Linked DNA regions of Mus musculus: region 2 is linked to region 1. A link is a loop called in an ENCODE intact Hi-C map of the cell type or tissue named here. Cell type or tissue: left cerebral cortex. All regions are shown on one strand.

What was found. Peaks named below come from ENCODE experiments on the same cell type or tissue, not always from the same donor. Only the 100,000 strongest peaks of a DNase experiment are listed, where the experiment ranks them.
Region 2: a loop joins it to region 1, with 7 times the contacts of the local background. A loop is called at or near these places in 40 of 42 quality-filtered maps.

Annotation. Positions count from the first base shown.
Region 1 is chr7:113,591,214-113,599,213 of GRCm38, reverse strand. It overlaps the pseudogene Gm33828. Among named protein-coding and RNA genes, the nearest start is that of Far1os, 30 kb to the right of the region's middle. In left cerebral cortex, a CTCF peak has its summit at 4,602 (motif pointing right); a DNase peak (open chromatin) is centred at 4,617.
Region 2 is chr7:113,380,376-113,388,375 of GRCm38, reverse strand. Pth (parathyroid hormone) reads left to right here. Exons shown (of 3, transcript NM_020623.2): 2 at 2,091-2,181; 3 at 2,298-2,800. The coding sequence starts at 2,096. The coding sequence ends at 2,559. Among named protein-coding and RNA genes, the nearest start is that of Pth, 4.2 kb to the left of the region's middle. In left cerebral cortex, no CTCF peak of the experiment used is centred here; no DNase peak of the experiment used is centred here.

The DNA.
Region 1 (8,000 bases):
CTTTAGAGAATCCTAAAGAACGAAGAGCAGCAAAGGCTGAAGAGATCAGTGGGATTTATAACAAAGGACATTCCAGAAACTAAGGGCTGTCAATCTCAATGTTTGAGATTACAAGAATATAGGTGAAAAGAATGGCCTGTGAGCCCCTGAAAAAGAATGGAGCCACGAGAAGATCGGATGTGCTCCCCAATGGCAGTCACGTTTAACTAATTTTCACTCACTTTGTGGACGAGTTTTATGTTGGGCTCTTGGCAGGAGATAGATGGTGTATTCGACTAGGTTACTTCCCAAAGAGACTTTCACAAAGGAGCTGAGCACAAAGAGGAGTGAGGAGTAAGGAAACCACAGAGGGTCAGTGGGACAGAAGCTGAGTTAGTAACAGTGAGGCAGCATCCATGCCTGAGCCTGAGGGAAGTGCGGGGGGTGGGAGGGATGTCGCCCTGAACCAGCCAACCTGGAGAGTATATGCAGAGCATACCACTTTCTCTGTGTGGGTAAAACTCAAATGACCTTGTACTGGGAGAGCTCAGAGGATAAGCATGTCAACCAGCTAGTCTGCCTTCTTCCAATTGTCCCCTTAACCAAAGGCAACTGGAAATTCAACTACAGGGTGAAGGAACCATTGCTGTGGTAGGAACTGTCAATCTCCAGGGACACATAGCAGGTGGGGATGGTAGATCTAGGTGACAAATTGAAGACAGCCACCTGAGGATGCTAAGAGAAATAAAAGACTCAAGATGTTTTTGGCCATGAGTGCAGTATTTTTTAAAATTATGTTTTTATTTTATGTGTACAGATATTTTACATATGTATATTTAAGTGCACAATATGTATACCAAATTCCTATGAAGGCCAGAAGAAGGCATCTGATCCCTCGGGATTGGAGTTACCAACAGTTGTGATCCATCTTGGCGTTGCTGAGAACTGGATCCAGACCCTCTGTAAGAGCCACAAGTGCTCTTAACTGTTGAATCTTCTCTCCAGCTCCCATGAGTAAGGTACTGACGAGAGCTTGTGGGGATCCCTTGAGGGACAGGCATGGTGGCACAGCCCTTTAATCACAACACTCTGGAGCCAGAGGAAGGAAGGAAGGAAGGAAGGAAGGAAGGAAGGAAGGAAGGAAGGAAGGAAGGAAGGAAGGAAGAAAGAAAGGAAGGAAGGAAGGAAGGAAGAAAGGAAGGAAGGACTCTAAGGTCATGGCCAGACTGGCATGGATAGTGAGATTCTTTGGGCAAACAGACTAGAGAGGGTAATAATTTTATGAGAAAAAGTCAAAGAAACAAACAGTATATGGGTTCATAGCTGGTTAAACAAACCACATGTCATTAATGAGATCCATATAATTGCTGACTTGTAGAAAACGAAGACTTGGATTCTCATCATTGATTTTGTTGTTATATAATTGTAGGGAGACCGCTGAGGTCTTTGTGCTCACAGACATGTACTGGGGGAAATGGAATGTTAAGCACAGGAGATTGTTCCTTCAAGGGAAGGAATAAAAAACCAGTTTTCCACCCAGAAGGCTGGAGCAGCAGTGCTTTCTAGCCTGGTGGCCTTTGGAAAATGTGTGTGGTTGAAGACTTTCTTGGACCAGACCCTTCTTGTAAACTTGTTTTTCTCAGTCACTCTATAGAACCCATCTTTATGGAAGGTGTCACATATACTTCACAAAGAGTTTCAAATGTAGTCATGTCTAATCAGTATGTAGTTTACTTTGTTCCTTAGAGAGACTTAGCCATGCTTAGCTGTGCACACAGGATTGAGTTAATCATCACAAGAATAGTTTTCACCAAATTGTGCAGTGCTTAAATATATCTAAAATAAACAACTCAGACAGACTGAAGTTTGAACCAACACTGGCTACTGAGTCAACTGCTTTCTTGCTTGCTACACACACACACACACACACACACACACACACACACACACACACAGATACACAAAGAGAGTAAGAGAGAGACAAAGAGAGAGACAGAGACAGAAAGAGACACAGAGAGACAGAGACAGAGATCCGGCCCTTGCCTGTATTCTCGCCGCCTTCTGCAGTTATCATGCAGTGCATGATGGTAGAATAGTTTTTCTCTCTTGGCTCCTTCTCTCTTCCAGCAATAACACCATCATGATTTCCAAGAATCCACCATAGATCCTTGGGTGCTCAATAGCATTATGTGCATTCTGCTTAACTCCCTAGGTCAAATAAAGACCCAGGATCAACCTCAGTGGACCCAGACATTGATGCTATTTTTTATCTTTGGACTACAGTGCTGGGAAGGTATCTGGGCTGACCTGTCCCTGACGCATGCTGGTGACCTCCAGGCTTCATCCTTATATGAGCCACTCCATTCAATGTTTACTTCCCCCGTCTGAGTGGGATTTCCTCTGCTTCTAGTAGGGATGTTCAATTAACATGTCTATATTGTGGGTCTACCGACACCAATGATTTTCATACGCTGTAGTACAAATAACTAGCACACTAACAATAGCAGCCACTGTTGTTGGGTCTCCGGTAAATGTTTGTTGGGGTAAAATATTACCATTAGATGTGCAATTTCCCTCAATAGCTTATAGGCTTGCTCTCCAAACAGTGGATCCAATCTTTGACAAGCGAATACACATAATAAACAGATTAACCCACTGCTGAATTCACAATTTGGTAATGGATCAGGAGACAGTGGGAGGTAGGACATAGTAGAGGATGGAATAAGCCTTTGAGGAGTGTTTCATCCTGGTTCCTTCCATTTCTCTCTCTGCTTCTTGGCTTCTCTGATGTGAGCAGCTTTCTCTTCCACATGTTCCTACCACCATGATGCTCTGCCCTTCTTTGGGCTAAAAGCAACGGATCCAGCTGGCATTTGACACAAACCCTATGCAACAGTGAGTCCCAACAAATCTGCCCTTCTTTCAATCGCTGCCGTATCTCTCATAGCAATGAAAACTAACAATTATTATTTCAAGATGCAATGAATGCCTTCTTCAGTGGGGCCCTGTGGAGGTGATACAGTCCTGCATTCATCTCCAGAAATATCAGTTCTTGTCCCAGATCCTGGTAAAATGACAGCTGCTGTGGATGTACCAAAGGGAAAGGAAGGTCACTGCCTTCTCCTCACAGAAAACGCCATTTGGGGTCTACATAGAGAGCAATAGGAGGCTTGTGAAAATAGGCAAGGCTTTCACAGATATAAGATCAGAGAATTCAGCTCTGGGAAGCAGGTACAGAGTCCTGGTTCTTGCTATCATGGAGTTCTATTGGGACCTTCTCAGAAACCATCTTCCCTGGGACTCTCACACCACACCATCCTCTTTGGTTGCTGAAGCAACCTCTGGCCAGCTGCTCATACAACTCCATAATCCCTGTTCATGAATTTTGGGTTGGATTCTTCAAGGTTGCCAATATTCCAAGAATACGTCCCTTATTCTGCCCTTAGCACAACCAAGCTTGTTCCTTCTGGGTTCCTTTCTCCTGACATCATGATTGCCTGCAGTTAATCTTGACCACATCCTCTCAGATGTGGAGAAGTCAGGTATCCATGTCTGCACTGTGAAAACTTCTGGTGCTCTCTAACTTGAGATGAAGGCCACTAACCTTCCTCAAGAAACCACAGGGTGTTCAGATCTATCTCAAAGAAATTCTTCTCAGATTCTCTCCTCAAGCCCCACCTCCTCATACAAATGGCTGAATGGGGGCTGAGGCTCCCAGTCTGACTGCAGACTTCTAGTCAGTGAGGCCAGCCTAGATGCAAGGCCACCCTCTTTCCTTTGGAGTTGCACCATCTGACACAGCAGCCACATGCCACATATGGCCAATGAAAACTTTGAAGAGTTGCTGTCCTAACTGCAATAGCCCTGTGAGTATAACCATTACCATCATTTATAAACTTAGTAAAAATAAACGAATGTAAAACATCTCATTATTATCTTCATCATGAATAGGCATGGGACTCTGTGTAACATGTTGGGTTAATAATAATACAGTTCATTACAATTGATCCCATTTCTTTCCTTTTAAAAATAAATATGGCTACTAGAAAAAGTTAGACCACATACACAGCTTGTATTAGAGCTCTACTAGACAGCACTGCTTTTAAATATATGAACACGTGGCTTCTTTAGGACTTACCTGAACTAAAACTCCAAGGTATGACAAGTCCAGTTCAAGGGCCTTCTACATGGTATCTGGAGATCTCACAGTCCCCTGTCTGGCACATTCTAAACACAGGATAGTATGAGGGAGAAGGAGGAAATGGAAGAAGAGGGCTGTTTTGTAGTAGTAGTAGTAGTAGTAGTAGTAGTAGTAGTAGTAGTAGTAGCGGTAATAGTAGGCAATGCCATTGAGATTACTCATCTCTGTTAAGCCCTGTGTAAATAAAAGCCATTGCTATTCTGCTGACCTCAGGTTGCAACATGGTTTGAGTGAAGTAAAATCTCTTTAAACTGTAAATAGCTTCATAAATAGTGGTTGTCCTGGTATTAATATTCATAAAGATAACTATCATATTTTGGCATGCAATGTTGTAAATGGTTAACAACTGCTCTGGTGGCCTGGCCCTGGGCCCAGCAGCCATTCCTTACATTTAATTACATCAAAACCTAATACCGGGTCTGACACTAGATGGCAGTAAAAGCTGAACTTGGTTCTGCGTTGGTCCCAGCAGCACAGCCGGCCTTGCACTGGAAAATATGCAATCTCCCTGAGGAACCTCCCTTGCCCCAGGAGGACTCCTTGAGTTAAAAGCCTCCTGCAACTCAAGTTTGATGCCAGGCACTGTGAAGAACACAGAAAGCTTCTACAACACAGAACAGCTCTTCAGGAGCACTAGTGTGTTAAGAACAATTACAGGAGGACACAATTTAGAGCTGAACTCTTGCCTGGGGCCCCAACAGACCAGACCAAATCAAAATAGAGTCATTAGAGCTTAATACCACATAAACAGAAAAGGTGAGTGTGTAAATCAGGGCTGGAGAGATGGCTTAGTTGTTAAAGGCTAGGCTCACAACCCAAAAGGTAAGTAAATTAGCCCCAAAACATACTAGCTTTCCAGAAACAGATTCCAGTCTACATAAGCCAAAAAAAGGAAGTTCACTCAGTTCACTCTGCTTCCATCTCCTAACTTTACCTTAGGCCCTCAGCTTCCTTCACCTCTTCGGTTACTTTGTCTCATTGTGCAAAGCTTAACTGTTCTAACATTGTCAGACATTGTCTAACAAAAGTGAGAGCTTCTGCTCTTTTTTTTTGTTTGTTTGTTTTTTTTTTTTGTTTTTTTTGTTTTTTTTTTTTTTGTGCACCTCCACTGGCCTGCTGGGTCCTAGGACACTGTACAAGACAGGAGAGGTCCGTTTTGTTTGTTTGTTTGTTTGTTTTTGTTTTTGTTTTTGTGGAGGTGGTCCTTGTCTCCAGGAGCTTACAATCTAGCTCAGGAGACACAACTAATGCACACTTAAATCAGTACAATTAACAACTACCACAATACTGACCACAACTGCTGCGTGCCACCAGGAAGAAGCAAGATCAGTGAAGGGCCCCGGGTCAGAGACGGCGTTTTGGTAAAGGTGGGATTCAATTACGGGTTGGATATGTCCGAATCCAGTGACAGACTTTGGGAAGGGCTTTGGAAGGCAGGGGAAAGAGAGTATGAGGGAGCAAGGCAGGAATATGTGTGCCATAGGCAAGGGACAGCAAGAGGGCCTCACTAGCTTTCTTAACCCTCTTCCTCCACCACCCACGCCCTCCACTCCCACCATGCTGCATGCAGTTGGCACTTTCTCTTTTGCACTGAGATTCAGGGCTTCAGCTGGTGATGTCAGAATGTCCATTCTGTTGGTTGGTGGGGTGTTGGATCTCCACGGTAGGATCTTGCCCGGCTGAGATGGGAGTGTTCAGACTTGGTCCGATCAGAATGTGGTGCCTATGCTCATATCTCGAGGGTTGCTCCCCTCTCCCCCCTTCCTCTCCCACCGGCCGGTAGTAGAACAGGGACAAAGGGGCTGGGAAGGGAACTGATATCTTCATCATTGTCTGGTGCTGCTTTTCTGGGGGGCCTACCGGCCTCTCACTGACCTTGGCAAGTGCTCTTCTGATGAAGGAGCACAGGGGACCCCCCCCCCCATTCCTGCACTGCACTGGCTCCCATGCTGGGTGAGAAGTACAGGAACACCTGATGACATAGCTGCCCAGGCCTGGGAGCTGGGGCCTCAGTTGGGGGCTCGCTGCCTGCTGTCCCCCAGCACCTGCTGCCCAGTCCAGGACACCGTGTGCGCCAGCTTCTGCAAGGAGTACCTGAACCCATGCAGCAGCACTCGGAAGATGTACCAGCCAATGATGAGCAGTTCTGCCGGGGCTGCTGTTACTGCTGCCACGGTTCCGAAAGTCTGTGGGTGGTCAAGAGCAAAGGTTCGCCGAGGTCTACTGGTCTTGAGTCCACTGCTGGGCACAATGGCTTCTGTTCAATTTTATAGCCCTGATTCACTAACCCTGAAGAAAAGTCATTGATATTTATGATGAAATTTGTTGTAATTTTGTCTTTTGAGAAATGTAAGACAGGAGATCGCTCTTCCTCAAAAAGAAACAAACAAACAAAGAACACATCTAGGAGAGGAACTCTCTGCTATGTCAGAGAGAGGAGTGACAAGTGTGGGCATCATGAGAGGCCTGCAGGGGAAAGGGGATAGCTTCCTGTGACATCTGGCACATGACACCTGAGCTGGGTTTTCATGAAGGAAGTCTTCTCTTGGTGGAGAAGGGAAGGGACATTCCAGGAAGAGCTAGTGCAAAGGACCCTGGGGACAGCAGTGAAAAGGTACTGTCATTGAGAAGGAATAGTAAGGAGTGGGTACAGAAAGACAGGCTTGCACAGTGAAGACACGTTCTGCCTGGAACAGCAGCATGTCGGCTGAGAAACTAACGTACAGACAGGGAAGAGTAGACAGACGTGGGAAGGGGTGAGAGCCAGTCTTGGTCATCAGCCTGACTAAATCTGAAGTAAATTAAAATGCAAGCCAGCACCCCCTGGCCTGAGAGACTTGTCTTCATCAGATACGTGTGGACGGCAGCTTCTGCTAGCAGCCGGATAGAAGGAAACTTCCCTTTTTGCTTGTTGCCTTCACTCCTTCTGGCAAGCTCATCTATCTTGTTGCTACCACATTCCTTTGCTGATATTAGAAACAGCTTTGGGCTTCCAACATGGACTGAGACCAGTAGCTCCAGGAATCTTCTAGGACATCAGCACCAGATTAGGAATGCTGAGACAACCAGCTTTACAGAACTAATACAAGATTCCCAGCCTCTCCAGTGTGTTGAACTGCCAGGCCCATATTATGTAATATAACCTAATAAATCCCTTTTTAATATATCTTCACTCCATCAATTCTCTCCCTTTAGAGAATCCTGACCAACACAGAAGGCAAGCTAAGACAAGCTGGGAAGGAAGCCACGAGACTGTAGCGCTTGAGTGCTCTTACAGGTGATTCAGGGCTACTGGATTCCTTCTCATCTGCAGAGGAACCCAAGACATTCTCTGAGGGCTTCTGGAAGGAGGTTTGTGGATGTAACCCAGTGCCTAGCTTTACTTCCAGGGCTCTAGCAGACAGGTTCCTAGATTCCCCATATCCTTGATCCTGGCCCTAGAACAACTCCACTCTCCCTTTTAAGCCTCCAAACTAATGTGGATGCAGATAAGTATTGGCTCAGTTGGATTAGCTACCAAATTCACACCATTACTTCAGAGAAAGCAAATGTTTGCTGTATTACTCATCTCTTAACAATAACAATCAGTAAAGTTGGAACCACTGGATTGTCTGAATATCTGATCTGAGCCTATGCCAGGGTCTTCATTCCAGGGGGACCCAGGAACCTGCTAGGCTAGTCTTGTCAATTATTATAAGAGCTGGCATTTATTAACTTTGAGTCAGGCGGTGCCCTGGGTTCCTTACACACATGATCACATTTCATCCTCATGACAACTTCTATTGAGAGAAAACAGGTTTACAGAAGTGAGTTGCCTGAG
Region 2 (8,000 bases), 210 kb after region 1:
ATCTCCTACCAATATCATGCCATTTTTAAAAAATTGAAAATGTTAAAGGAAGGTGAATTTTGCTAAACAGAAAAATGTAGAGGTAAAATACATTTATGGTAAAAAAAAAGTCATGAAGCATCTATTTCTATGGTTAATGCTTCTTTGAATATCTTATTTTTAATACCACCTGAAAGTACAGGGACCCAATGAACATTGGCACGATTGGTTTTATTGATCTCATCATCAGAAATTTGGGATAAAAATCAGGCTGGCCATGGGACAATAAATCTAATGTAAAAAGTCAACAATTATTTATCATGTGGAGTATATATATATTTTCTTGTAGGGTATCCTTATCTAGGTTTTATTTTTTTTATGGCTTTCAGGAGTTTAGCTTGCATACTAAGGCTGCAATTTTTCCTTTCAGTGTTGAATATTCATACCTTTTACATAAAAAACCCAGTGTTTTCTAATCTTTAAAATGATACATGCATCTTAAAGATGCTTCATGATCATTTAAGCTCTTCTCATCCTAAGTAAGAAGTCCATCTTCTGCAAAAGAGCAAGGAAATAAGGCAGAGATGTCACCAGGTCACGGGAGCTGAGCTAGGATTAGACAGCAATGCTACTGTCAGCCAGCTACAGTGCCTGTGACTGACACAGCCCGGAAGACTTTCCTTTGTTGCTCCACCCATAGCTCTGCAGTGCACACTGAAGAGAAATGGTGCAGGCTGTAAGGTCTCTTATTAACTAAGGATGCAATCTCCTTTTAAAACAGAAACATAATTCCTATTGTGTTGTCACTTAGGAAGGAGAAAGTGTTTTTTTTAATGCTACTATAATAATAAAGTCTGCAACCACAGAGCTATGGATTAAGCCAAAATATGCACATTGATTTATGAGCAAGAAGAACTAGAAGTTATATTAAATTATAACTGTGAAGTTGAAGCTGTAAGATGTAGATACTCGTTTTATTAAGGGTCAAAGCTCCAAGAAAATATTATAAGAAATTAATTTGATTTTGTTGTTGTTGTTGTTTTGGTTTTTTGAGACAGGGTTTCTCTGTGTAGCCTTGGCTATCCTGGAACAGGCTTGTCTTGAACTCATAAAGATCTCCCTGTCTCCACTTCCCAGTACCTGGGATGAAAGGTGTGCACCACCACTCCTGGCTCTGATTTTTAAATGCTATAACACATATACATACGTGTAATAAATATGTGTGTATGTGTGTGTATGTAAAGACTAGAGGTCAATGTTGGATTGTTGGATGCCTTCCTCTATCATTCTCCACCTTTTTTTTTTTTTTTGAAACCTTCCCAATGCTAGGATTACAGGTCATTGCTGCTGTGCCCAACATTTTTTAGGGGTGCTAGGGATTTGAACTGAGGTCTGTGTTTATACAGCAAGCATTCACTAACTGAGTCATCCTTCTAGCCTAAGACTTTTTTGTCGTTGTTGGAGAAGGTGTTACATTATTAGTTCAGTAAAGGCATCAAAATTAAACCTTATAGTTAGACATGATGATGAATGCCTGGACTTCCAATGTGCCAGAAACCAAGGCAGGAGGATCATAACCTCAAGGCCAGCCTGGTCTACACAGCAAAGTCTTATCTCAAAAATAAAGGTAAAATCCTACAAATTTGGCATTTATGGCTATTATGCTAGCATCTGAAAACAAGCTTAGCCATGGAAACAGTGTTTGCTCACTGAATGGTTATTGTTTACCTAATTAAGAGGTTAGTGAATTTCAAGGCTATTATAAGCATGTAGATATAGACAACATAGATATGAGAGAAAATCATCAAAACTGTTCTTCAGTCAGTATGTTTTACAGAGCAAATGTTAAAATTTGTACAAGAAATCTCAGAAAGCTACCTAAGAAAGTCATGCATGCCACTTCTCTAAGTTATGTGTACGCATTACAGTACTAATGCATCTGTTATATAAAGATTCCAAAGACTCATGAAAGATAGATCAGTCAATTACTGTGACCACCGCTAATCATTGCTTGCTTTGGTGGCTATGGATAACAACTACTGAGGCTGTATTTACATACTTTAGAACACTGACAGTATCTTAAAATATCTCAAGGTTGTTTCTTCTTTTAGTAAAGATGATGTCTGCAAACACCGTGGCTAAAGTGATGATCATCATGCTGGCAGTCTGTCTTCTTACCCAAACGGATGGGAAACCCGTGAGGTAAGTGCTGCAGCCCATTGTGCACAGGGAAGTGTGGACTCGAGGCTTTGTAGTGGGTTTTAACGTTGTGGGCATGGGGAGCTAATGGAACGGTCCGCTCTTTCTCTTCTTTCTAGGAAGAGAGCTGTCAGTGAAATACAGCTTATGCACAACCTGGGCAAACACCTGGCCTCCATGGAGAGGATGCAATGGCTGAGAAGGAAGCTGCAAGATATGCACAATTTTGTTAGTCTTGGAGTCCAAATGGCTGCCAGAGATGGCAGTCACCAGAAGCCCACCAAGAAGGAGGAAAATGTCCTTGTTGATGGCAATCCAAAAAGTCTTGGTGAGGGAGACAAAGCTGATGTGGATGTATTAGTTAAATCAAAATCTCAGTAAATGCTGATTTATTCTAGACAGTGCAGGGCACTGACATATGCTGCTACCTTTTCAAGCTTATGAAGATCACCAAGTGCTAATACTTCTACTGTAATGAAACTTTGGAATTTTTTTGATTACATTTTTGCTCATTTAAGGTCTCTTTCAATGATTCCATTTCAATATGCTCTTCTTTTTAAAGTACTACTCATTTCCACTTCTCTCCTTAAATATAAATAAAGCTTTAATGCTCATGAATCAAGTAAGCAGTGTTTCTTGTTAAAACTTTGTCTCAGTTGGAGGGTTGGCTCAGAAGTTAAAATTGCAAACTGTTGGGCTGGAGAGATGGTTCAGCGGTTAAGAGCACTGACCGCTCTTCCAGAGGTCCTGAGTTTAATTCCCAGCAACCACATGGTGGCTCACAATCATCTGTAATGGGATCTGATGCCCTCTTCTGGTGTGTCTGAAGACAGCAACAGTGTACTCATATAAATAAATACATCTCATTTTTAAAGAAGAAGAAGGAGGAGGAGGAGAAGGGGGAGGAATAGGGGGAGGAGGAGGAGGAGGAGGAGGGGGAGGAATAGGGGGAGGAAGAAGGGGAGGGGGAGGAGGAGGAGAAGATGATGATGATGATTGCACACTTTTGCCTCAAATGACTTGAGTTTGGTCCCCAGGACCCACATCAGGTGGCCACAACTACCTTTAAACCAATTCCAGGATGATTCAATGCCCTTGGCCCTGCCAGTACTTGCACTCATGTGGACATACCCACACACTTATAAGGAATTTAAGATAACAAAATAATCTAAAATAAATCCCATGCCTTTTGTCATGATGCACACCAAAATGGTTTTATTGACATGAATTTGTAAAACAACACAAGAAAAAATTTCTTTAATCCATTTACCTCAGTCAATATTTTGAACACTTGTCTGTTTTTAATTCCAGAGTACTAGGTCCCCAAATTCATATTACCTGGTTATTACTCCCCACTTCTCTTCGGGAAGCCCAATGAAATACTCAGGAAATGGGGCAGAAAGTGGTCTGAGACCTGACTGCAAAGCCTTTGCCATTACATAAATTCACATATATATTATATCTATCTATACTCTGAACTCTACACTGCCAGGAATAGAAATATAGTATTTATCCATTATTCACAAATCCTTATTTAGTGTTCATCACAGATAATGTACTCATTTATCTTGTTTTGCACAGACACGGTTCTTGTCTTCATGTAGCACCCACATTTTGGCATTAGTTCATAATAACTTTGAGGAGTTCTAAGTATGAAAACCACATATACTACAGGGGTGCAAAATACAAACCCTATGGTATTTACAACAGAGATACACAACAAAATATTATGCAGTGATGGAAATATTCCATACTCTGATGCCCGTAATACTAGTCACAGTCATGTTCATCTAAAGCATGGGTAGCATAGCTGTGAAAACTAATTTAAACTTTGTTTAAATTAAGTAGCAGCTTGTGGTCAGTATTGTACTTCCAAGCTGTGGGTCCTTCGAATACCTACAGGTTTTCACTTCCAGCCACTTAGTCATAAATTAGATGTTATACATGCCTGTGATAAAAGCTAACCAATTTGCTGGGTTTTTTTTCTATTTAAAACAGAAAGACTTACTATTTAAGAGTTTGTATTAAAGCACATGCATGCTTTCTTTTAAAAGTAAAGATAAAAAGGCTGGACATAGCGGCACACACTTTTGATCCCAGCTCTCAGGAGACAGAGGCAGGTAAATCTCTGCAACCTGGAGGCTAGCCTGGCCTATACATCAAGTTCCAGGCACAGTCAGTACAGGATAAGAGCATCTCATAAGAATATCATGGACCCACACTACTTATTGTTCGGGTTATGCAAGTGAACTTTGTCAGTTCCTCTTTGGTCACATAACCTACATTCTATTTCTTCCCTCATATCGACATATTTGTTAGATTGGCTAGTCTGTCATATTTTCAGACATTTTTCTTTTGAAAGACATAGAATCAGTCTTTTCAGCCTAAGCCCAATATTCCCATTTTAATTTTTCTGCTAGTCAGCATCTAAATTAGTTTGGATAATGAAATTGTTATTAGAATGAATACTAGGCCTGGAAAAATGGCTCAGTGGTTAAGAGCACTCATTGCCCTCCCAAAGGTCATGAGTTCAAAACCCAGCAACTACTGTGATATTAGAATGATTTAAGGTATTTTCACCTATATTAACTAGGAAGTTAATTAGTCCTTTTGTTTTTTTGTTTGTTTGTCTGTTTGTTTGTTTGTTTGAGACAGGTCTCTCTATGTAGCTCTGGCTGTCCTGAAACTCTCTATGTAGACCAGGCTGGTCTCAAACTCATAAAGATACTCCTAGCCTTGTCCTCCCAAGAGCTGTGATTAAAGGTGTGGGATACCTTGTTTGGCAACTAGACATTTATTTATGTACATCACCTGAACATGACTACTGGGTATGTGAACAGGTTTGTAGGGTGGTCATGAGTTCCACTTCTACCACACCATCCTAATTTGACTCCATTCCAGCTAGCCAGGAGTATGAAGTTATTGTGGATGTGCCAGATCTGGAAAAGCTGATATTCCCCTTTAAAAACATAACTGCAATAGTTTTGGAAGTATACTAAATGTATACATTAGTTTTAGGATAAATTAGGTCTTTATCTTTATTGTTTCATCCAGTCCATAAGCACTATCTCCTCTTTTCATGATTTTTAAATAGGCTATGATTTCCCTCTGGATTTTTTTTGTTTGTTTGTTTGGTTGGTTGGGTTTTTTTTGTTTTTTTTTTTTTTTTGTTTTTCTTTTTTTGTTTTTTTTTTCTTTTCCATTTTTATTAGGTATTTAGCTCATTTACATTTCCAATGCTATACCAAAAGTCCCCCATAGCCACCCACCCCCACTCCCTACCCACCCACTCCCCATTTTTGGCCCTGGCGTTCCCCTGTACTGGGGCATATAAAGTTTGCATGTCCAATGGGCCTCTCTTTCCAGTGATGGCCGACTAGGCCATCTTTTGATACATATGCAGCTAGAGTCAAGAGCTCCAGGGTACTGGTTAGTTCATATTGTTGTTCCACCTATAGGGTTGCAGATCCCTTTAGCTCCTTGGGTACTTTCTCTAGCTCCTCCATTGGGAGCCCTGTGATCCATCCATTAGCTGACTGTGAGCATCCACTTCTGTGTTTGCTAGGCCCCAGCATAGTCTCACAAGAGACAGCTACATCTGGGTCCTTTCGATAAAATCTTGCTAGTGTATGCAATGGTGTCAACGTTTGGATGCTGATTATGGGGTTGATCCCTGGATATGGCAGTCTCTACATGGTCCATCCTTTCATCTCAGCTCCAAACTTTGTCTCTGTAACTCCTTCCAAGGGTGTTTTGTTCCCAATTATAAGGAGGGGCATAGTGTCCACACTTCAGTCTTCATTTTTCTTGAGTTTCATGCGTTTAGCAAATTGTATCTTATATCTTGGGTATCCTAGGTTTTGGGATAATATCCACTTATCAGTGAGTACATATTGTGTGAGTTCCTTTGTGAATGTGTTACCTCACTCAGGATGATGCCCTCCAGGTCCATCCATTTGGCTAGGAATTTCATAAATTCATTCTTTTTAATAGCTGAGTAGTACTCCATTGTGTAGATGTACCACATTTTCTGTATCCATTCCTCTGTTGAGGGGCATCTGGGTTCTTTCCAGCTTCTGGCTATTATAAATAAGGCTGCTATGAACATAGTGGAGCATGTGTCCTTCTTACCAGTTGGGCATCTTCTGGATATATGCCCAGGAGAGGTATTGCTGGATCCTCCGGTAGTACTATGTCCAATTTTCTGAGGAACCGCCAGACTGATTTCCAGAGTGGTTGTACAAGCCTGCAATCCCACCAACAATGGAGGAGTGTTCCTCTTTCTCCACATCCACGCCAGCATCTGCTGTCACCTGAATTTTTGATCTTAGCCATTCTGACTGGTGTGAGGTGGAATCTCAGGGTTGTTTTGATTTGCATTTCCCTGATGATTAAGGATGTTGAACATTTTTTCAGGTGCTTCTCTGCCATTCGGTATTCCTCAGGTGAGAATTCTTTGTTCAGTTCTGAGCCCCATTTTTTAATGGGGTTATTTGATTTTCTGAAGTCCACCTTCTTGAGTTCTTTATATATGTTGGATATCAGTCCCCTATCTGATTTAGGATAGGTAAAGATCCTTTCCCAATCTGTTGGTGGTCTTTTTGTCTTATTGACGGTGTCTTTTGCCTTGCAGAAACTTTGGAGTTTCATTAGGTCCCATTTGTCAATTCTCGATCTTACAGCACTTCCCTCTGGATTTTACACAGCTCGTGTTAATTACTAAATACAATCCAGATCTGTGTCTATCCTGAAGGGAAACTATGGTTTTATTATTTTTCTAGTTGATAATATTTTTGTGCAGGATAATATTCAGTTTTCTCCTAGACTAATAACCTTGTTGGGCTCATTTATTAGGTAAGATTGTTTATCTTGTGATAAAGCTTTTTATACTGTTGATCATGCAAAATAATGGCACATTTACCTCTTTTCTCCTTCTTATTACACATCTTTGTTTCTTATAGTTTTATCCAGTACCTGTAATATTTTAATTTTTAAATTATGAGGGATGCTACTGTTCTTTCTTAATATATGCTTGACCTTAAAAGCAGTGTGTCAATAATTTCTCCAGAAAATAAGACTCTTAATATACTGTCATATTCTCTTTCATAACTGGTCAGCAAAAGGCTCTTTGGAAATATAAAGCACTTGACTTTTAAAAATGCTTTCCTTATAAACACATATAGTCTTCACTTCCAGGATGTTAATTCCATGTACTTTGTCTGACTACAATTAAATGTCCATCACACAAATTAATTTTTTAATAACTTTATTTTATTTATTTTGTTTCTTTTAAGACAGGTTTTCTCTGTGTAGCTCTAGCTGTACTTGGAACTCACTCTATAGCTCAGGCTGGCCTTGAACTCTGCCTGACTCTGCTAGGATTATAGGTGGCATACCACCACCACAGAGCTTATATCTGCCTTATTACAGAATCCTTGAAAATAATATACATTTTATATTTCATTTTTTAAAAATTTAAGCCAGCAAAGAATGAAATCATGACTTTTGCAGGAAAGTAGATAGAACTGGAGATCGTGTTAAGCAAAATAAACTAGACTGCATCTCATATGCAGGATGTAGAAATATGTATTTGTAGGACATTAGAGGAGAAATGGATAATGAGAGGGCAAGAAGAGATCTATAGGAAAGGGGAATAAGAGAAAATAATGGCTAGGCAGGTGGTGACAGTGCACACCTTTATTCCCAGCACTGGAGGCAGAGGCAGAGAGGCAGAGAGGCAGAGAGGCAGAGAGGCAGGAGGCAGAGGCAGAAGCAGGTGGATCTCTGTGAGGCCAGCCTGTTCTACAGAGCAAGTTTCAAGA